Linked DNA regions of Mus musculus: regions 1, 2, 3, 4, 5 and 6 are each linked to region 7. The links are chromatin contacts, found by Hi-C in ENCODE. All regions are on one chromosome and are shown on one strand. Each heading gives the region's core, a stretch centred on a gene start or an enhancer-like site at or near the end of the contact. The rest is flanking DNA. Distances are from core to core; before and after follow the strand shown.

The links. Hi-C counts contacts between places; a loop is a spot of excess contacts on that map.
Region 1: a map of regulatory T cell shows a loop between it and region 7 (31-fold over the local background). The contact joins the enhancer-like site here to the promoter of Gsdma in region 7. A Hi-C loop is called at or near these places in 1 of 37 maps with a recorded cell type or tissue (regulatory T cell).
Region 2: a loop to region 7 is called in a map of T-helper 2 cell, with 30 times the contacts of the local background. The contact joins the promoter of C1d here to the promoter of Gsdma in region 7. A Hi-C loop is called at or near these places in 3 of 37 maps with a recorded cell type or tissue (T-helper 1 cell, T-helper 17 cell and T-helper 2 cell).
Region 3: a map of T-helper 2 cell shows a loop between it and region 7 (26-fold over the local background). The contact joins the promoter of Pno1 here to the promoter of Gsdma in region 7. A Hi-C loop is called at or near these places in 2 of 37 maps with a recorded cell type or tissue (T-helper 1 cell and T-helper 2 cell).
Region 4: a map of T-helper 2 cell shows a loop between it and region 7 (25-fold over the local background). The contact joins the promoter of Eldr here to the promoter of Gsdma in region 7. A Hi-C loop is called at or near these places in 2 of 37 maps with a recorded cell type or tissue (T-helper 1 cell and T-helper 2 cell).
Region 5: a map of T-helper 2 cell shows a loop between it and region 7 (27-fold over the local background). The contact joins the enhancer-like site here to the promoter of Gsdma in region 7. A Hi-C loop is called at or near these places in 2 of 37 maps with a recorded cell type or tissue (T-helper 17 cell and T-helper 2 cell).
Region 6: a loop to region 7 is called in a map of T-helper 2 cell, with 28 times the contacts of the local background. The contact joins the promoter of Cnrip1 here to the promoter of Gsdma in region 7. A Hi-C loop is called at or near these places in 3 of 37 maps with a recorded cell type or tissue (T-helper 1 cell, T-helper 2 cell and regulatory T cell).

What each region holds. Positions count from the first base shown.
Region 1 is chr11:16,807,967-16,811,198 of GRCm38, forward strand. All of the region lies in intron 1 of Egfr (epidermal growth factor receptor), which reads left to right. It overlaps Egfros (a long non-coding RNA gene), which reads right to left. Exons shown (of 3, transcript XR_003949851.1): 3 at 1,682-3,232. Among named protein-coding and RNA genes, the nearest start is that of Gm39584, 16 kb to the left of the region's middle. Within about 2 kb of position 1,532, at least 1 of the 3 ENCODE cell types and tissues checked has a DNase peak (open chromatin) inside an H3K27ac peak, as active enhancers do.
Region 2 is chr11:17,256,264-17,259,074 of GRCm38, forward strand. It overlaps C1d (C1D nuclear receptor co-repressor), which reads left to right and starts at 1,284. Exons shown (of 5, transcript NM_020558.4): 1 at 1,284-1,395.
Region 3 is chr11:17,210,170-17,213,264 of GRCm38, forward strand. It overlaps Pno1 (partner of NOB1 homolog), which reads right to left and starts at 1,420. Exons shown (of 7, transcript NM_025443.2): 1 at 1,144-1,420; 2 at 819-968. The coding sequence starts at 1,338. It overlaps Wdr92 (WD repeat domain 92), which reads left to right and starts at 1,724. Exons shown (of 8, transcript NM_178909.4): 1 at 1,724-1,977. The coding sequence starts at 1,795.
Region 4 is chr11:16,949,447-16,952,536 of GRCm38, forward strand. Eldr (Egfr long non-coding downstream RNA) reads right to left here and starts at 1,836. Exons shown (of 4, transcript NR_110425.1): 1 at 1,574-1,836; 2 at 1,436-1,484. Fbxo48 (F-box protein 48) reads left to right here and starts at 1,964. Exons shown (of 4, transcript NM_176982.2): 1 at 1,964-3,018.
Region 5 is chr11:16,847,704-16,850,645 of GRCm38, forward strand. The region is part of intron 1 of Egfr (epidermal growth factor receptor); the gene reads left to right. Among named protein-coding and RNA genes, the nearest start is that of Egfros, 18 kb to the left of the region's middle. Within about 2 kb of position 1,345, at least 1 of the 3 ENCODE cell types and tissues checked has a DNase peak (open chromatin) inside an H3K27ac peak, as active enhancers do.
Region 6 is chr11:17,050,098-17,053,248 of GRCm38, forward strand. Cnrip1 (cannabinoid receptor interacting protein 1) reads left to right here and starts at 1,762. Exons shown (of 3, transcript NM_029861.3): 1 at 1,762-2,251. The coding sequence starts at 2,073.
Region 7 is chr11:98,662,752-98,665,742 of GRCm38, forward strand. Gsdma (gasdermin A) reads left to right here and starts at 1,600. Exons shown (of 12, transcript NM_021347.4): 1 at 1,600-1,687.

The DNA.
Region 1 (3,232 bases), core at 282-2,781, about 82 Mb before region 7:
GTACATGGTAGCCATAAAGCAAAAGGGAGAACAGAAAAGGGGGCCACCACTAATGAGCCTCCTTTCACAAGGCTCTACTTCAAAATAGCACAACAATATACAACAGAAAGGCTTTAGCGTGGGGGCCTTGACAGATGTTTACATTCTAAACCATTGAGGATGTTGTAAGAGCTGTCATCAGATGTCTGAAAGGCTGCTCTGAGGTGGGAATTTGATGTATTGGACTTTGGCCTTCCAAGGAAAGCAATGGTGTGCAGGCTTCAGGAACCCATCAGGCTCTGATGTCCACCCATTGTGAACCTCCATTGAGGTTCTCCAAATGAAACATTTCTCTAAACCCCAAAGGAGCTTAGCCACATGTCTTCAGCAGTCAGACACAAAATGATGACTAAGTAAACAAAAACTTAACCAAGAGGATGATCCCCTGAAAGATAGACCAAATCCAGGATGAGTCTCACGTTTCCTTCTGCATATCCTCTGCCTCAGGTAGGCAGTAGGCAGAAGGCAGGCTATCATAACCTTCAGAAGTGGAGAGCTCCTCCAGCAACCATCATCCTGCCGAACTGTAAGCAGCTCCACAAATGTTCCCTGTGGAAAACGGTGAAGGCACCTATCAGATTGTAGCTAATGGCTTAGTCATTAGCAGTATGAGACTCAATGTCTCAGAGGTTATAGTCAGCCATTTGCTTTTCTAGGTGGCCAAATATGCGGCATTCATGTAAGCTCCTTTGATTTTTCCAAAACCTCAACACAGTTCTGGTCTTCTGCATGCCTTTGCAAGCATCCATCTATCTTTCCAGAGATTCAGCATGCACACAGGAAAGGCTCTCGGGCTTTAGACCTACACATGCACTGGCCGCCTCAAATGCTAGGTCTTCGAAGAGCCCCACCATGACTCCTGTATATTTGTTCCACTTTGCTGCACTCTGTAAATGGGAGTATTCCCTCCCATAGCTGATAATATTTTTCTCCATAATGTCTCAGAAATAGTCTAAAAAGCTAATACTAGCATTACAGTAGCTATGTGTCAAGTACTTAAGGTGTACCAGGCCCCGAAATAGAGACTTTTAAAAATGAATTATCTGGGTTTTTCATTGCCTCCTGGTTCCCACACTGGTCATTTCACAGACCTAGTGGTTGGGAATCTCAAACCAGAGCATTCTCACAGCCAGACGCAGACACTCGGAGACTTAACAAGGTTATGGCTACACACTCTTAAGTCTGTGGTAACCTAAAAGAGCCAGTCAGGGAGAGAAAGGGAAGGAGGGAGACATGGGAGGAAAGGGAGGAAGAAGGCGTGGCATGGTGAGGGGTGAGGTAGGGGGATGATTTTGCTAGCTTAGAGGAATCGAGCCCTTGAAAGACTTGAGTATGGGAAAAAATGAAGCTGTGGCTTTTTTGTGAGCCAGCTCCTTCCTGGCAGGAGCTTGGACTAAAACCAAGCATAGCAGAGTTTTCTGTTTTAATGGGAGCGGCTACATAGTGGCTCGCCCTTCCCTTTTCTCCCTTGCACCTCTGTGCCTGGATTTCCTTGCCCTGCTGTCTGTCCCTGGCCTGCTGTGCGGCAGGTAGGTCCAGCTAGACGCTGACTGCACAAACTAGGGACTGGCTGCTGCCTGCTCGCTCTCCCAGACCAGCTCCAGCCTTCAGTGTCTCTTTGCTCACAGCGCTGTCAGAATATATCTTTGTCTTGTAGGCAGGAAATGAGAAAGCCATGTTTTAGACTATTCAGGAAGTCATCCAGAGTTATAATGGCCCATTATCTGATGGCCAGAGTTTACTTAGCCTTTTTACTGTTTCACTGTGCAACTGAGACCTGGAAACACAACCTATCCCACCCCACCCCCAACCTGTCATCACTGTGCGTGTGCAGATGGGAACCATTTCCTCCTCTACCTGTATCTTGGGTATTCCCAGCTTCTGGGCTCTAGTGCTCAGCCTCTTAACTCATCATATCTCATTGAATTGGCCAACATCAGTAAAGGTGCTCACTTAGCACCAGAGCATCCCTGGTCATACAGGTACCTACCTACTGGGGTTATATGGTTAGAGACGGTTCTCAGAAAAGTGCATTCTGGCCATAGATACTGTGCAGAAGAAAAAACAGGAGCCTTCTCTCACCAAAGCTTGGCCCACATGCAAAACATTTACAACGTGTGGTAAAATGTTTTATCGGCACCAAGGATTTGTGATTCCTAGAAGCAAAAATAAGCTCCAACCTTGATGGAAAAGAGAGCTCAGTCTTTCTAACATGCCATTTGTGGTGCTGTGACAGGTTGGAACCCTCCCAACTTGGTTTATCTGGATGAACAAGCACGCACCCAGTTAAGGCCAGCCTCCCTGGCATATTCTTGCCCTGGGCAGACCTGAGTCACAGCTCAGGGAAGCATCTCCAGCCCAGAAAGTAGTATCCTCCCTTCTTTTGTGCTTCTTTCCTTAGTGGAAACAGATGGTAGAGCTCCCAGGGAAATAGAAGCAAAGGAAATCATTTTATTTTCCAGTCTGTGTTCTACTGCAGCTATGGCTGATCGAAGGTAGGGTAGACTTGGGGAGGGCCCCTTTGTCCAGAAGACCCCAGGAAGAGTCTGCAGTCCGTTAAAGGCAAGATGGGTGGCAGGTTTTAGGAGGATGCCACTGGAAGCTTTAGAACAGAGTTGCACACAGCATAATCAGTAGAGATCCACCAGTGTGCAGGCCCCACGCCTGCAATGCACAGCTACCTTATAGATTATGAAGCCCTGGCCACACTGGTAGTTGTTCAGAATCCATGGGGGTAATTCCAGAGTAATTTTAAAGTCAACCGCCAGGCATCTGTGCTTGTAAATTAAATGCCTGGCACATGATTGTGCTGAGGTAATAGTTCATTACAATACAAATTACAGGGGTGTTCCAGTGACCATGCGACCTTTGCAGTCATCTTGACTTTGCCTGTGATTACTGGGGGCAGCCTCCTCTGTTCTGCTAATGGAGTTTACTCATGTTATCAGCCCATTGCTGACATTTGTCTTTTTAATGAAAGGCCTTTATGATGAAACTAAAATGTTTCTCTCTCTCTCTCTCTCTTGTCTCTCTCTTGTCTCTCTCTCTCTTGTCTCTCTCTCTCCTCTCTCTCTCTCTTCTCTCTCTCTCTCCTCTCTCTCTCTCTCTCTCTCTCTCTCTCTCTCTCTCTCTCTCTCCCTTCCTCCCTCTCTCTGAAGCCATCCCTCTCTGGAAGTTGACAGACTTGCCTTCC
Region 2 (2,811 bases), core at 34-2,533, about 81 Mb before region 7:
AGTAAAGGCAGGGACTCAAACAGGACAGGAACCTGGAGGCAGGAGCTCATGGCTTGCCCAACCTACTTTCTTATGACAGCCTAGGACCACCAGTCCAGGATGGCACCATGCATAATTGGCTGGGCCCTCCCCTGTCAATCACTAATGATATGCCTTGCAGGACTGCCTACAACCTGACCTTATGGGGCATTTTCTTAATTGAGATTCCTTCCACTCAGGAGACCTGTGCCAAGTTGACATAAAACTATCGAACACAGTTAGGAATGATGGCACGGCCTGTAACCCTAGTACTGATAATCCTGAATTCAAGGTCAGCTATATCACACAGTGAGACCCATTCAAAAACAAAAACAACACAAAATATGAACTTGTACTTTTCATATCTTCACACCCTCATTTAATTTTTGAAACTATTTTTCATAACTATCACCTAACCAGGTATCGGGCACTATATTAGGGAAGCCCCTCCAAAGATTAATCTGAGGTGCACAGTTTGGTCCGGAGGGACCCAACTTCCATCAAAGCAAAGAAATGGACAAAGGTGTAAGGAACATTCAGTTTGAAGAAGCCTAATCTAGACAAAATGCCAGGGCCTTCGACTCCAATCTTGCCACCTTGGCGGGAGACCTTTAAGTTCTTTGCCTAGCATGGCTGTCCACTCTGAGAGGCTCTACCAACAGCTGATTGAGAAAGAGGCAGATACTTACACCCAACCATTGTCGGACTGAGGTTAGAGACCCCTACGGTTGGATTAGAGGAAGGGTTGAAGGAGCTGAAGGGGAGGGTGACCCCATAGGAAGATCAGCAGTCTCAACCAACCCGGACCCCGGGGGGCTCCCAGAGGCTGAGCCAACAACCAGGCAGCATACATGGGCTGAGCCAAGTGCCACCCATTCCCCAGCCTCCTGGGACCTATGTAGCAGAGGTCTGCTTAGTCTGGCTTCAGTTGGAGAAGATGGGTCCAATTCCCAAGGGTCTTGAGGCCCCAATAATGGGGGATGGGGAGATAGATGATGGGGAGCAGAATGGTGTGAGGAACTGGGTGGGGGACCGGGAGGGGGGTAACGCCTGGAATGTAAATAAATAGTTAATTAAAAAATGTGTCAAAAAGAGAAAGAGAGAGAGGGGGGAGGGAGGGAGGGAGGAAGGAAGGAAGGAAGGAAAGAAGGAAAGAAAGAAAGACAGACAGACAGACAGAAGAAAGAAAGAAAGACAGACAGACAGACAGACAGACCACTGCACTTAGCTCCTGGATGGACAGAGGCGGGGCAAGCCTCGGGACTGAAGTGCGCACGCGCACGACCGGGAGAGACGCACGGGCGGCAGGCAGAAGCCGTGTCATGGCGTCATCATCGTGCGACCTATTTCCCGGAGACAGGCGTCCACGGTATTGAGGTATTGTGCAGAACCGCGTTCGGGTGCTTGTCGTGCTCCCGTCACAGTCTCTTTTCCCGCACCCCGGGATCACGTCCGTCCTGTGGCCGACTGGGAGGAGCCGAGCGGGACTGCTCGCTTCTAGCGTAGTCCCTGCAGTGGCGGCTCTCGGGCTTTGCTTTGGCCTTTAGTTTCTCTGTCAATACCGTCTTCATTTCGCTGCCACTGTTAACGTTGCCTTTCAGAGGTTGAAAAGCGACAAGTAAAACACCCAACGCCATCAGCTTCTAGCTGATTCCAAATCTAAACGGAGACAAAATGGAAGGTGGAAAAAGTAACTTTGCGTGCAGCCCTTCCTGTTCCGCCCAAGGTCGGAATGCTTGCGGTGGCAGTGTTAGCCCTTTTGAAACAAGGGTTTCCTTAATTTTACTTTTTCTTTTCCGAGACACAGTTTCTCAGTATAGCCCTGGCTGTCCTGGAACTCGATCTGTAGAACAGGCTGGCCTCGAACTCCGAGATCAGCCTCCCTCTCTTAGGTGTTAGGATTAAAGGCGTGGGAAACCGGGCCGGGCCGGCAGCTTTCTGCTGTAGCGGATTGTATTAAGAGGAATTTTTCAGTGTCATCTGGGAAAATTTCATCGTGGCTCAAATTTCTGTTGGAAGATAGCGTTAATGACTTAAAATGTGTTGACTACAATTTAGTTTTGGCTTGGAAAAGGTGTATTTGCCCTGGTGAGATGTCTGTGGTGTAATTATTAACCTGTTTGGACTAAGAGTAGACAGAACTAAGTATCAACGTTAGTTTTTATTTATAAATGACAGCTATCCTTATTGAACTTTAGAAAACTACTTCTGGATGGTGGAATTGATAGACTGAATTGTTTTGTTACAAGATAAGATGACAGTGTGAACAGTTTTTGTTGTTTTCTAGTAATAGAAGTGAAATTCCCAAATCAGAGATGTTGTGGATGCTTTCCGGTACCTATAGGGATGCAGTTTTCTCTTGTTTTTAACTTTGAAAAGTTCTATGGGTAAACAGTAGCACTTGTTTGCAAGCATTTGACTCTTCATGTATGGCTCTGAATAGTCTACAGTGGATTACCTCTTTGTTATTTCCACTTTCTTAAATAATAACTAATATTATGAACTAGTACTTTGAGCATTCTACTAATGGAGTATAGCTTTAAGAGTTTTATTGATATTTATTTTGTCTACATCACAACCTTATGTATTATTATTACTTTAGAGGTAATTGTAAAAACAAGCCCCACATTTTTGAGAAGATAGTTTTTGCTGCTTTCTTTCTTTCATTTTGAAAACATGTTGAAGTAAGCATTAAATTAGAAGTTGATTCTGGTGTGGCTCCAGTCTTAACAGGTCCTTGTAATTTATGTACTTTAAAATGTTTCTATTTATTCATGTGTTTGTGCTCATGTC
Region 3 (3,095 bases), core at 170-2,669, about 81 Mb before region 7:
AAGAAAGAAAGAAAGAAAAAGAAAGAAAGAAAACAAAAATAAAACAAGAACAAAGCCACAAAGCCCCAGACTCTGGCTCTCACCCTATGTATGACTCTCGGCAAGTCCCATGAACATCTAGGATTTAAGTTTTCTCACCCCTGCCTAATCCTCCAGCACTCTCATGTCTATGGGTGTATATCATCTATGTCATACCTTAAGGAACAAATGATGTGGTATACGTTAAGCTATCACTGTGCATCTGATATATGGTATCAGCAAATACTAAGAACACAAACCAATGACCCTGCAGTAAACAAGGCAGCTAAAGTAGAACAGAAATGTATAAACTTCTGAAGAGAGCTTGAGTTCTCTTGAAAGCTGACTGGAACTGAAGTAAGAAGACAGCAGAGAAAGTGGCCTTCTCCAGAGACCAGAGCCACCAAAGATACTGGCAGGGGAAAAAAAAACCAAAAACAAAAAAAAACAAAAAAAAGGGAAACAAACACAACTGGGTCTCCTACTTGAAAGGCAGGCTTAGTCAAGTGTCTGGCCTTTATCCCTTAGGAATGCCGAGGAGGCTAGAATACCATAATAAAAGCATTGTGATATGGGAAAATTAATTTGGCACTGACACCGAAGATCTACTGAAAAAAAAATAAAGGAATTAATTTACATTTTTTTCTAAGTGGCACACGTTTCCTCCAAAAAGAGCACTTACACTGAAGAAAGTACCTACAATTACCACTTGTTTAGGCACTACCGTGTATCATTGTCTACTTTTATTAAGGCTGAAACTACGAAATGGTAGGCTACGAAATGGCTACCCTCTTCCTTACCCTGATTTCTACATTCCTTGATTTCAGGTTAAAGCGTATCTGAAGTCCCAAATGTTCTACAATCGGAGTAAATATCTTCATCCAGTTTTCTTTCAACGGTGTGTATCTGTTACCTGGGACGGGAATTTTCCTCGTTTCTTCTTTCCCAGTCTGCAATAAAAACATACACACTCAGGAGGCGACTGAGAGATGCGGGCCTAGGCGAAAAAACAAACAAACAAACAAACCCCCCAAAACAACAAAACAAAACAAAACCGAGAACCGACCCTTTCACCTGGACGCCCGGGCCCCGCCCCGCCCCGTCCCGTCCCGTCCTGATCCCCACCAGGAGCTGATCCCCGGAGAGCGGCGGGAAGACCGGCCTCTTCGCCGGCCGCGCCTCCTCCGTGTCCATGCGTCCGGCTTCTCCATCCTGTCCCGCCGCTGACGACTGCTCAGCCTGTCGTTTCTTCGCCCGGCGGCCCCCTCTGTGCGTGACGGGAGTAAAGCCGTCCTCCGTTCCGGTGCTTTGCGTCTCCATCTCGGCCAAGATCAATCCCGGCAAGTACGACTAGAGGAACACGTGCGTGGTTGTACAGCGCATGCGCCAGCCTCCACCAATCGATTTGAAGACACCACCCCTTTTCCTAGGCGGGGTCCATGCCAGGGGCCTAAGGCTGGATTGGTCCGCGTTTCGGAATTGCTGTCCTGGGATATGCCTGTTTGCTAATGTCTCCGTGCCCTCATACGCTCGCAGCCGAAGCATTCACAGTCTTTACTGTGTCTATGTAAAGTCGTTGTGGTAACGGCAGTAAATTAGCTTGTGCCATGTGTGGAGAAGCATCTGTTGCGGTCTCAGTAGCTCACACGGCATTTTCGGAGGCATCCAAGCCCAACTTGCTAAGGCTTCCGGGTAGAATGCGGCTAGGGAGGGACAAACTGCCCCTGATCTGTTTGCAGTCTGGTTACCAAGTTAGCGTTTGGTTGCATCTACACCATGTCCACCTTCGAGAAGCCTCAGATCATTGTCCACATTCAAAAGGGCCTCAACTACACAGTGTTCGACAGCAAATGGGTGCCCTGCAGTGCCAAATTCGTGACGATGGGCAACTTTGCCCGGGGCACCGGCGTTATCCAGGTGTACGAGATCCAGCGCGGGGACCTCAAGCTGCTGCGGGAGGTGGGTGCAGGCTTGGACCGTTTGGGTTTGCGTGATCTAGGGTCTGATTCCTCAATGCTCCAGCAGAAACAGAAAGGAGGTGACAGATTGAGAAATACTTCAAACTAGGCTCTCACTGCAGCCTCTTCCTCCCACCATCCTCCGTGCAGTCCGTTGCAAGGTTTCTGGGAAGTGAAGTTAACATTTCGTGGCAACGTTCTTGGACCTTATAGGCTGTTAGCAGTTGTCGTAGTCTACTAGTAGATATATGCAATAAACCCACATTTCATACAAGCAAAACCAAAGGAGGCACCGGGATACCTACAACAAAGTTGATGACGAACTAGTAAATACCACATCCTTTCAAGAAGTGTCAGTTCAATGCCTGATAGTCCCAGGCATGGGAATTGCAATGCCAGCTATATCATGGAGTTTATTTTCTGTTGGGGGAGACAGTCCAACAGCCAGACCAAGAATGCATACATACATGTAAACTCATCAAGATGAGTTTTCTAATGTGCAGGTCTATAAAAGTAAAAACAGATGCAGGACGAGTAGAAACTAACTAAAGCAAATTTAGAGTAGAGTATGAAGTTTCTTACAAAAAACAGCATGTGAGAAAGCTCAGTGATAATGGTGGAAGGTAGTTTATTATCTTTTTAAAAAAGAAAAACACGAGCTAGAAGTGGTGTTGCACACCTTTACTCACGGCAATCAAGAGAAAACAGCAGGAGAATTTCAGTTTGAAACCCTATCTGCAACAACCACAACCCCCGTAAAATAAAATAAAATACACATTCATAAGGGATAAGTAATGACCATTGCAAGATATGTAAGACATTCCACAGATTTGTCCTTCATTTTGCTTTAAGGAAAACAGGACACCACTGAAGGACTTTTAGGCGGATAATGCAAGACTAGATTACAGGTTTCGTATCCAGCTGCCAGTGAGCCAATTACAGAATGGGGACAATAATTGACATTTTCTTTATCCCTCCTTCCCTCCCTTCCTTTCTTCCTTTTGTGTGTGTGTGTGTGTGTGTTTTCTATGTTACTCAGCTGGCCTCAAACTGATAATCCTCAAACAAGGCTCTCAATGGGCTGGGGTTCAGGTCTCCTGCCACAGTGCTGAGTTGTGG
Region 4 (3,090 bases), core at 586-3,085, about 82 Mb before region 7:
TCCTTGATCCGACCTTGGGCATGGATAGCTAAGTCACTGCCCTATACAGGAATTTACCATTATCTAGGAAGATGGAAGTTTGTGATCTAAGAAGTAACCAGAGTAGATACTTAGAAATATGGATAGCTGAGTTACACCCATACACAAGTATTTACAATGGCCTAGGGGGAAGGTGGACTATACAATAGACTAGAATAGGAACTGTGGCAAGGGCACAAAGCCCTTGACCCTGGCTTCTAAGATTAAGTGGGCCTTAGGTGGAGATGTTTTTGATCCCAGTTGTTAGCATTGAATTTTATCCCAACTGGTTCCTGCCGGTCCTTCCATGTTTGCATTCCTCTGTTTTGTGTAAGAATCCAGTAACCTCTTTGTACCTTGCCGGTATGTCACCCAACTTCCCTATTTTCTTCTGTATAAAAAGTTTGATGCTCGATTTGACAAATTACATTCAGATTCTACACAATCTCATCTGTCGCTTCTGTTTGTCATTCGCCGACTCCTTGTCCACCTGCAACCAGAGACCCGTTCCACACAGATAGGAGACCCAAAAAGGCGATAGTCTGCGGCAATACTGCCCACAGTGGGCTGGGCTCGCCATAGATCTATCATCAAGAAAATGCCACCATAAACTTGCCTACAGTCCAGTCCGAGTGAGACAATTCCTCATTTGAGGTTCCTTCTTCCAAGGTGTCAAGTTGACAAAAACCAACCAGCACACACCAAATGGTGCCCCCTTCCCCCCACCCCCCCACCACCACCACCACATACACACACACCATTTCCTCTTTCCTTGTATTTCTGACTCATATCTTCTATAGAAAGCTATAGGCTTTCTTATGCCAGCTAGTGGGATGTATGGCTTTGATCGGATTGGTGTTTTTTATGAAAGCAGCTCCCTTCCCTCAGCTCTCACCCCAAGGTCTGTTCCTTCTGGTAAGTCTCTGACTTCTTATTTCAGACATTAACTGGGAATGTGAAGAAGCTCAATACACGAGGTAGTCCGCTCTTAAATGTGTCTTCCCAGGGGAGTCACAGTTTCTTGAATCCATAACAGGGGATATTGAGCGTTTCTATGTATATATATGTACATCCTGGAAAGTTCCCCAGGATGCTTTCTGCCATTAGGCCTAAGTAAACAAGTATCTCTTAGCTTCAACATCTTTATAATCAGAGACATATAGAATGTTCAAACTAAAGGCCGTAAGGGTGTAATATGCAAAAGCAGTCTTAGAGAAATACAGAACTGCACGAAAGACTGGCAAGGGGTAAATGTTGAATGCTAGCAAATATCTTCTCTGGGAACAAAACTACAATGTTCAGCTAACTTAATAACCACATAAGCTGAAAGGTTTGCAATTCCATCGTATATAGCAGTCTCGGTAGTCCTTGATATTTCACTATATTTTTGCAAGATGCTACTAGATAGAATACATACCGCATCGAGCGTTAAGCTTCCCCGGGCAGCTCCCTGGAATGTTACTATGCTAAGAAACAAAGGAAATGAGTAACACGATATTATCATCAAAAAAAATTTCAACGTGAACTTTTTCAGCAACCTTTGTCGAGCACACACCTCAGGGAAGGAGCACCTAGTCAGGTTGCAGAGTCCCCTGGGGAGAGAGAGCCTTGGCGCTCAAACTCTCGGCCGTCTCAAAGCCCTCGCTAGCTACCAAAGCACTTTGGGAGTCCCGCCCTTTGCAAGTCCCGCCCTTTGTAAGTCCCGCCCTTTGTAAGTCCCGCTCTTTTAAGTCCCGCCCATGTGCCCGCTGTCACTCAGCGGGGACGCTGGACCTTGCAGTGACTTGGGCCTCCTTTCTTTCCTTCCCTTACGGTGATGAAACGCAGGGTAAACTACCAATCCCAGAAGGCACCGCGCATGCAAATGGGTGGAGCGAGGCTTGAGAGGGCGGGACATGAAGGCCTTCCGGAAAAGATTCAAATCCGGAGGACTGAAATCGCGGGAGGAGCCGGCACCGCGCCTTTAGGTAGGAGAGGCAGCTCTGCCCTTCCCTGCACAGGGACCAGCGTGCTCAGCTGTGGTCGGTCGCTTCTCCTGCCTGTCCTCACAGCACAGGGATGTGGTTGCGCTCGCCAGGACTGGTGTGGGCTCCCTGAGAACTAGTCTTGCCCGACGATGCTCTTTCTCGGTTTGCTCACTCCTAGTGACATTTGACAGGACGGTGGATGGAGGGGCTGGAGGTGGCCCAGAGTGACCGCTCTTCTCAAAGACCCAGGTTTAGTTCCCAGTGTCCACAGAGGGGTCTTGCCACTGACTGTTACTCCATTTCGGGGATCCCACCCCCCTTTTGGCTCCTGCGGGCAGCGCACGCACTGTGTGCTGAGACTTGTTTGCAAGCAAACCGGCAATACACATACATAGAAGCAGATCTTTGAAAAGGAGGTGGGAGGACCGCAAGCTAACGCAATATTTCCGCAAGGTTGGTTCAAAAAGAGGCGACATACAAGGAATAGCTTTCGAGGCATTCAAGAGAGATAATTTAGAAGATTCCTAGTGAGATTTTTGGGAATATGACCAAGGCACCACAGAATGTTCAATTGAAAAACTTCCTGCCTCTTGTGGAATTCCTTTGACAGAAGGAAAGATTTTATTCCTAGGGAGAGCCTGGGAGAAACAGCAAACATCTGAGTGTAGTGTAACCTCCTAATAGAAACTTAGTTTCAAAGATGACACTTTGCCTTTAGTTTGTACCAGTGGTAGGAGGGGAGAAGGTTCGTTGCAAATACTTGATCTTGTGGGTTTTGTCTTGTTTTTGCACACCAAGTTGCTTTCTATTTTCTATTTCTAAAGGAAGCCCCTGTTCAGTTCAGACATTACAGTTCTAACCACAACCAGTTTGGATCATAAACAGCCTAACCAAAGGTAGTCACCATGATGTTACTAACTACAAAGACTCGAGTAGTGCATCTGAAAAGGGAATTGTTAGTCACTGAATGAAGAGATATTTAGCTATACATCAAATGCCTATTGTATCCTGATTCTCCACCACAAAAGGAACTGTAAGTATTATAAAGTAGGTAAACACAAATTGTGCTTATATTGCAACATGGCCCAGGATGATGTGTGCAGCC
Region 5 (2,942 bases), core at 95-2,594, about 82 Mb before region 7:
GAGGGGCATCTGGGTTCTTTCCAGCTTCTGACTATTATAAATAAGGCTGCTATGAACATAGTGGAGCATGTGTCCTTCTTACCAGTTGGAACATCTTCTGGATATATGCCCAGGAGAGGTATTTCGGGATCCTCCGGTAGTACTATGACCAATTTTCTGAGGGACTGCCAGACTGATTTCCAGAGTGGCTGTACAAGCTTGCAATCCCCCCAACAATGGAGGAGTGTTCCTCTTTCTCCACATCCTCGCCAGCATCTGTTGTCACCTGAATTTTTTATCTTAGCCATTCTGACTGGTGTGAGGTGAAATCTCAGTGTTGTTTTGATTTGCATTTCCCTGATGATTAAGAATGCTGAACATTTTTAGGTACTTCTCAGCCATTCGGTATTCCTCAGGTGAGAATTCTTTGTTTAGCTCTGAGCCCCATTTTTAATGGGGTTATTTGATTTTCTGGAGTCCACCTTCTTGAGTTCTTTATATATATTGGATATTAGTCTTCTATCTGATTTAGGACTGGTAAAGATCCTTTCCCAATCTGTTGGTGGTCTCTTTGTCTTATTGACGGTGTCTTTTGCCTTACAGAAGCTTTTCAATAGCCTCCACCATAGAAAGGTGACCACAACCTAGAAGGAACAAAACAGCAAGCCCATTGAGATGGCTTTTGGAGCCCAAGTTCAAATTGTTATGTGACAGAGCTTGGCTTGGGCTTTTCATGAGAGAATTTGGTAGTTGTTAATGTTTTTTGAGTAGGTTTTTGTTTTTGTTTTTGTTTCCCATAATGAGTGAATCCTGAAAATGAGCTTTGAATTCAAGATGTCTAAGAGAATCTCAGGCCTCCTTACTGGGAGGAACGATGCCAGATTCAGCTCTCCTCTACAACCTACCATAGCCTTTTACCCATTTAAGAATCAAACAAAGAGATACTTAGTCTAACTAGGAGTAAGTGAAAAGGTTGCTCATTTTCAAGGGCAACTGAATACAAACATGTGCAAACAAAGCACACAAATCCAAATCAACTTAGTTTTGGTTGTGAGCCTAGTCTTTATATAATCAACGTAGAAAACCACTGCAAAGGGTCAGGAAAGACCCGTTACTGAATGAAAAATAACAACAGGGGAAAACATTCCAAGAGGCAAGTGGGGACTCCTTGTGAAAGAATTTTGCAAGGCTCTTGGAGGCTTGGCTTTCTTACTGCCAAGTGCCTTAGCACACCCCATCTGGTAAGACTTGGGCCCAGTCACCTTCCTGATGGGCCATGGCCACATCCCTGCCATCCGGGTGGGCAGTTAGCTGTGGTCAGTATTAGCTATCCCTCCCTCTGTGGCAAGACCTTATAGATCTTAGAAAGGCCACACACCAGCAGTGTGAGCAGCAGGCCAAGAAGGTCAGCCTCCTCTGAGAGCGCTTGAACGGAAGGAAGCAATTCACGCTAGTGGGAAATGATCCAGATTTAATTCAGATTCAAGCCACAGTGGGGTTTAGTAAGGGTTTTCCACGTATCACGTGCTTTGCCAGGGACTCTCCCAACTCACCAAATCCTCCCAGAGTCATAGTAATTGTTTTGTTCCTGTTTAATAGATGAAAATAAGAGGCTCAGAGGGATTAGGAAGTTTCTCAGATAAAGGGAAAAACAGGGTTTTAGTCCTGACTTGTCACTGCGAGTGTAGTAACCACTGACAAGTGCCAGGAAAAGTCTGGTTCAAGTCACTCTGTAGTCAAACATCTAGGGGGTTATTTTACTCTCTCTCTCTTCTTCTCATTTTGATTTTGAAACACTTTTTTTGATGAAGACACACACACTGCTATCTGTTTTAAGTAGCTGTGAGACCTGCCTTGTTCTGTAACTTGACTAACAGCTAGCTTACCACTGCTTTCACTGGTGAGATCAGGCCAGCAATTTGTTTAAAGATTCTTTTCTCCCTTTTAAAAGCATCTGTAGTACAGAGAACAGTCTTAGTCTGAAAGAACAATAGAAGCTGGACTTGGGTGCACCTTCGGTCTTGGCCGGCAGCTCTGTCTCGGTATATAGGTTCATGCTCAGCCTACTTCATCCCCCAGCTACTCTTCCAGTAGTTGCCTTCTTTCTGAACTTCAGCATCATCACCGCTAACTACTCATTTAGGTCCAGTGTCTTGTCCTTTCTTTTTATTTTCTGTGATAAGAGGAACTGTGTACTTGTTTGTTAGCTTGTTTTTCTAGTGCTCATGGTAGAACAACATAAAAGTGCATATGTTTCCAGAGATGACCTTATATATGACAGTGCATTAAAATCGGACTTTTGAAAACCATGAGTAAAAACAGGAAAGCATATAATCTGTCTTGTGGTGAGGACTGCACTGCATGGCTCCCTGTCCAGAATCTCTCTGCAGAGATTTGTTCCAATCTAATTTCCAGTCCCATTTTCTGGATCAGAATTCTTTTATTTCCTTGCAAATTAAACACCTTGTCCAAGATTACTTTTGATTTATAATTCATATAAATAATGTAAACTATATTCCTAAGTAATGATGTAGGCAATGATCTGGAGGAGAGGAATGCAGAGAAAAAAAAACATAAAAATGGAAGACACACACACACACACACAGTTTTTCAAGTGGAAAATTGAGGCACTGGTAAGGTCTCTGAATTCAACACTGACACTTATAGCCAATTTATTCCTTTGATCTGATGTTGTGTTTTCACTTGTTTACCAAGGGAAGTTGGAGTATTTCTTTCTGGTACCTGGAGCTTGGTAATATCTCCTCCAGCTGCCTTGTTATATTCATTTAGCATGGCTCACATTATGGGATGTTCTACAGCTACTACATGTTTCATGTCATTTCCTCAAAGGATTATTGGATTCCTTGAGTCAGTATTTCTGATTCACTCTTGGCAACTATCTTTGTTCTGCTATATTAAACATGTAGGTCGATGGATTAACTAAAGAGTAAACAGAAGAAAGG
Region 6 (3,151 bases), core at 512-3,011, about 82 Mb before region 7:
GGCTACCACAAAACTCTGTTGGGTCTGTTTACCTTTCTAGGAAAGGCATAATTTTTTTCCTCTTTCTTCTCTTCTTTTCCTTTTGGATGCTAGTCAGAGCCTACATATGCTTTCTCTGGTACTATGGGCTTTTCCCCTTTCTCTCATGCTCCCCTCACCACTTATGAAGCTACATGGCTGACCTCAAAGGATCTTAACTTAAACAGCATAGATTTTCTTTCTCTTCTCCATCTTCCTCAAGATTATAGCTAGTCTGCCCTAGGACTTTTCTTTTAAGTTAAAGGTTGCTCCCAAGATTCAAAATAAATGATAAAACTATATAGACATTATTTACAATTAGGTTTGCACCTCTTTGCACTCACCATAGGTGAATCATTATGAATCTAAATACTTTTAGATGTGGAAGAATTCACATATGACCATAGTTAAAACACAGCAATAATTCAAGTCTCTCAACATTTTGGGGACATGTCTGATGTTCCAGGTGATGTTTTGTGCATGTTGAAGATTTAGTAATACGTAAAATAGAGAAAAAACCCACCCTTGTGTTTCAAATCCTGTGTTTCCACTGCTCATCATGCTTGTAATTAAGTCTGAGCATGGGTTAGACAATGTAAAATATGATGCACCTTTAAAATAGTTGTATAGCAACTGTAGTTTCGATATGTGAGAATTCATTCAACCATTCTTTATGCTGCTGGGTCTTTTTTCAACCATTCATAGATTGGCAGTCCATTTAGGTTTTGTTTTGATTTTTTTGCTAACAGTTACAATAAACACCAATACCTCAGAATCATTTTTATACATATATATATATAGCTTATTAACTAAATAAAAGTAGCCTAACCTGTGTAAGTACAAAGTTGCAAACAACCGCATCTGTCCCAATGGGAGGCATCAATTGTATCCTGCATTTCCCAGGTATGAGGTGGAGCCTATGGTACTATCCACCTGTGTGGTGCTGAAGAAGGAACTCATTTTTCTCCGTCAGGAACTCATTTCCATGCACCTAGTCTCCCTTTGCTGCTTGGCATCTTCAACTGTCAACCACCATCTATGAGAAAGCCTTTCAAAATCATATGTAGCGTGCAAGCGCAGACTCTGCACTGTCATATGAAATGTTCTGCAGTAGTTCTTTGACTCATCCTTCTTAGACATTGTCACTACACCTAACTCACCAGACTACCTTACTTTTTACAGAGTTGGTCAGACTCACCCTTCCAGATTTGTGTGTGTGTGTGTGTATATATATATATATATGATTGATTATAGTGTCAATTCTAAGCCAAGATATGTATAATGAAAATGAAAATAGGACTCTCTCAACCTGTCCCTGCTCCCCCTTTCTCCCTAACCGCATCTGTCTTTCTATCTCCACCTAATCTAGTGTAATTTCCACTCCACGTGAGATGAGCTCTGCCTTCGGGGCCATTTGTCCTTGCTCTCAGTAGGATGCACTCATTTCCTGAAATTTAAATCATTAGCTAGCAGTTTCCTACCCCGTTTCCTGCCACTTGCCTCCACTTCCCCTCTCAGTCACTTCACACCAAACCTCAGCTCAAACCCTCCAGAAAGTGAATCTACATCCCTTAGGGCCTAGACTCTGGGGTCTCAGCTCCTTGTTGTAGCAATTAATCTTGGTCCCAGGGCCTCTCCGCCCCATCCTCCTCGCATCCGGTGCTGTTCTAGGAGGAGCCTAAACGTCAGTCCTGCTGAAGGGGATTGTGGTGCGTAAACAAGATTAACTCTCTAGCCCCCAGCAGTGCTGATTTGCGGGGCAGCCTGCCAGTCCAGTCACTGCGAGCCCTCGCGTGCGTGCAGGGCCCTGCGTGGGGAGCGGGGGATGGGGCAGCCTGCTGCCTCCATGCTGTCTCTTGGGCCGGCTCCTTTTCTGAGTGTAGTGGAGGGCCACAGCTGCTTCTCAAAATCTGGGGTGGACAGAGGCGACCGCTCCTAGCTGTGGCCTGCATCCATCCGCTCTCTCTTCCTCCCTGCTTGTCCCCTCCGCCCAAAGCGCCGCAGCAGCTCTCTCCAGCCTTCACTGTCCACCACTCCAGTCTCGGTTGCCAACTATGGGGGACCTACCCGGACTCGTGCGCCTTTCCATCGCGCTGCGCATCCAGCCCAACGACGGCCCTGTTTTCTTCAAGGTGGACGGGCAGCGTTTTGGCCAGAACCGCACAATCAAGCTGCTCACCGGCTCCTCCTACAAGGTGGAGGTGAAGATTAAGCCCACAACACTGCAGGTCGAGTGAGTGTGGGGCGTGCCGGGTGGTGGCAGGGCAATAACATCCCGGGTATGGGAGGAGCATGGAGGCTCCAGGGCATCCCTATCCTCCACTGGGCCCTTCTAGTCTCTCGAATGCTCAGCAGGACCTGGAATGAGGGCAAGAGATGAACGCCCTGCCCCTAAGCTACTCCCCCTCCTTGAGCTTGTAGTCTTACATTCCTGATTCCTTCCACCCATTTCAGTAAATCCCTTTAAATCTGCGACAAGAATCCAAGGTTTGGAGGCTTTTGCTGCTGTTGTTGTATTTTAGGGTTTGCTTTGTTTTGATTTCTTGTAAATCTCTCTTTAGTCTACCTACAACAGAGAAACATAGGTAGACAGGGTGGGGACGATGGTAGAAAGACATGGAATGTTTCAGGAACCACAATCCCGTCTCTCCTCTGCTGGATCCTGCAATCTCTCCTGCTTCTGCTGACAATACGGAAGTGGAAGTGGGAAGAGAGGCTGAGGAGTGAGTAATCTCAGTGGACAGATGGTCCCTGGGTTCCCAGAAGGATGCTCTCCAGTTCTCCCTTCCAGGGTTAATGTCAGCGGAGGCATCAGGCACAAATTAGAGGGCACTGCCTGTGCTGGGCTCACCTTTATGGATTTCATACACTGTGCCTTTTCTTTCTTTCCTGGCTGAATTTTTCAGTCAGCCTGGTCAGCCTAGTGTTGATCTCTGTGGTGGTTAACAGCATCTTCACAAGAAGACTGTAGAAGAGAATGGTGGCAGTTAAAAAAAAAAAAAAAAAAAAAAAAAGATCACATATGGGTCTTAGTTTCTTTTCCTATGGCTGTGATAAAATACCCTGACAAAATCAGCTTACTGAAGAAAGGTTTTGTTTGCCTCAGTTTTGATGTTAGAGTCCATCATGTCAA
Region 7 (2,991 bases), core at 350-2,849:
TGGTTGGTTGGGCCACCTTTGCAGAGCTAATTAAGGTGTTCACACAACCTCTGGACTATATATACAAGATTTCAGATGCCCTACATTGTAGTGGTTTAAAGAAACAGAGACAGAAAACTAGGGGGAAAGGAAAAACAGATTTGTATAACACAAATACCACACTTCTGCACTTGTACTGTCATATAACAAAACCATCCCACACACCCAAGAACCCAACTCCACCTTTCCTAAGGGGGATGGGCACCTGACAGCAAACAGGAGCTAGAGCTGTCTGTCTAAGATGCTGATAGCTGTGCCAGGTGAGAAGTGGAAGGGAATGGAGGAAAGAAAAGGGGTGAAGGATGGGGACCAGAGAGGCAGAACAAAGTGTGGAAGGATTCTGAGAAAGTAAAGTAATAAAGTTTTAAAGATATTTTTGCAGAGTGTGAGACTCTTTCCTCACTCCTACCAGTCCCTAAGGAAATCTCCAGGAAACTGCTTCTTCATATGGCCTTGCAGTAAATCACATAAATTGTAATTTAGAGACCTGCCTGTGTGTGTAGAATCCTCTTTTAAGTGATTTCCAAGGAGCAACTTTAATAAGATAATGGGGGCTGGAGAGATGGCTCAGAGGTTAAGAGCACTGACTGCTCCTCCAGAGGTCCTGAATTCAAATCCCAGCAACCACATGGTGGCTCACAACCATCAGTAATAGAATATGTAGTCCTCTTCTGGTATGTCTGAAGAGAGCAGCAGTGCACTAACATGAGAGAGAGAGAGAGAGAGAGAGAGAGAGAGAGAGAGAGAGAGAGAGAGAGAGAGAGAGAGAGAGAGAGAAAGTTCCTGAATGACCTACAGGGAGACAGCTGAACGCCCACAGCATACATCCTGGGCTGTCCGTCATCTCACCGCTGAGATCCACCTCTGCCTGTGTGTGAGCATATATTCCATATACTTAGAGATGCTTCCAAATTATAGAAGGCCATATGAGCTCACTCTATCCTGCCTCCTCAGACTTCTGTGCATACTGGTACCAAGTTATGCATGTGTAGCCAAGGCACATATACACATAGAGAGAGGTAAGAATCAGCAGGCTGATGCATACAAAGTTGAAGGGCAGATTTTCAGCTGCTCTGCTGCCTGTAGTCCCTGAACATACAGGATTTCTTATCACTTATCATTTCCACAAGGCCTCAGATGAATGGCAGGTGCTTCCAGATGACATCAGGGCAGTGATCCACCCTGTATCACCCCTGCACACAATTACACGCATGCATGAGTACACACACACACACTCACATGCACACTCACACACAAATAAGCATAAGTGCATACACACACGCACACAGCCAATTCCCACTGCCTCCCTTCCTCCCCAGTCTATAAGCAAACTTTCAGTCCCCCTTCTTTCTGTCTCAGCCCCAGCAACACAGACACCTGCCTGGCATCTTTTTACCCACCCCCACAGGACCTGAGGCGGGGCACTTCAAACAGGTTGATGCTGTTCTCCTGGAAGTGGAACAAAAAGGGGTGGGGTCATTGTGGGAGGCGGGGTCTGTGGGAGCTTACATCCCCGCCTCCATGGAGGCATAAAGCAGCCAGTCCTGATAAAGGACAGCCAGTCATTCCCTCACCCTATAGACAGAACGAGCTCTGGTTCCTCACCACACACCAGCTGCCAGACAGGATCCAGCATCACCCTTCCCTGGTAAGATCAATGATGGCTGAGGAGGCAGGGGGACATTCTGGGGAACCAGGGGAAGGTTGGGGCCAAATGGGCATGGGATTTCTTATCCTTTATCATGGCCATAAATCTCCCTGCATTTTACTGGGGGTAGGACTCATAGTAGGCCTTAGAGAGAAGAGAGGCAGCCCTTTGAGTGCCACTCTGGTGAAGGGTAGGTCCTTCTAGGTACACTCAGTTGGTCTCTGGAGGGACATAGGCCATCCCAACCCTTCCAGGAACAAGGGCTGGAAAGTATATTGTAGATGGCAGGATGGCCCCAACATCTCTGTGTGCTCCTTCCTGTTTCCCTGCCTCTGTCAAGTACTACAGAAAGGTGAGGCCCATGGAGGCTAGCTGATGTGTCTGATCTCTTCCACCCACCAGGAAAACCTGGGTGTGTCTCCTGGATCCCCAGGTGAGATACCTCGACTTCAAAGACAGAGTCCTAAACTGTCAAACTTGTGATCCTTGCAGGCCCCACATCCTCTTGGTCCCTCTCCCTCCAGCATGTCTCCCAGGACCAAGCTCACTCTTTCTATCCTTGTTTCTACCAGACATGGTGCTGATGCTGTAGAGGTGACTCAGGCCCATTTCCTGCCCTCAGGAAAGTCACAGTTGAGTAGGCAAGGCAGTCAGGTGAACAGATGGATGGTAACAAGATGAATTAGCAGGTGTTTCAGAAGTGGATATACAAGATGCCTTGGGAATGCAGGCAGAGTCACCAAAATGCCCAAAGGAGTAAAGGGGTGAGCAGGTGACATGAGTTGAGTCTTTTTTTTTCCTTCTTACTCCAGTCCTGCTTGCTCAGAGTCCAAAGATTGATTGATTGATTGATTGATTGATTGATTGATTATAAGTACACTGTAGCTCAGATCTCATTATGGATGGTTGTGAGCCACCACGTGGTTGCTGGGATTTGAACTCAGGACCTCCAGAAGAGCAGTCTGTGCTCTTAACTGCTGAGCCATCTCTCCAGTCCTTCAGTTGAGTCTTATAGGACAAATACGAATTCTTTCTATTGGAAAGGGGATATATCGTAAGCAGAACTAACAAAGGCAAAGAAGTAGTTGGGAGAGAGGAACTAGGAAATTTGCCCACTTATACTGGTGTTGCTAGGAGGTGGGTGGGAAGGAAATGGAGGGTGCAAACAAGTGTAGCCTTGCCAAGGAAAGGGCAACTGGGGAAGCTGCCCAGCTCTGACTGCCCAGGCTCCTGGGCCCAGTGCGGTTGCTTCTTTCCCTAGTGTCCACAGGTCCTAGTTTCAACTGTCCCTTAGTGTGACAGGA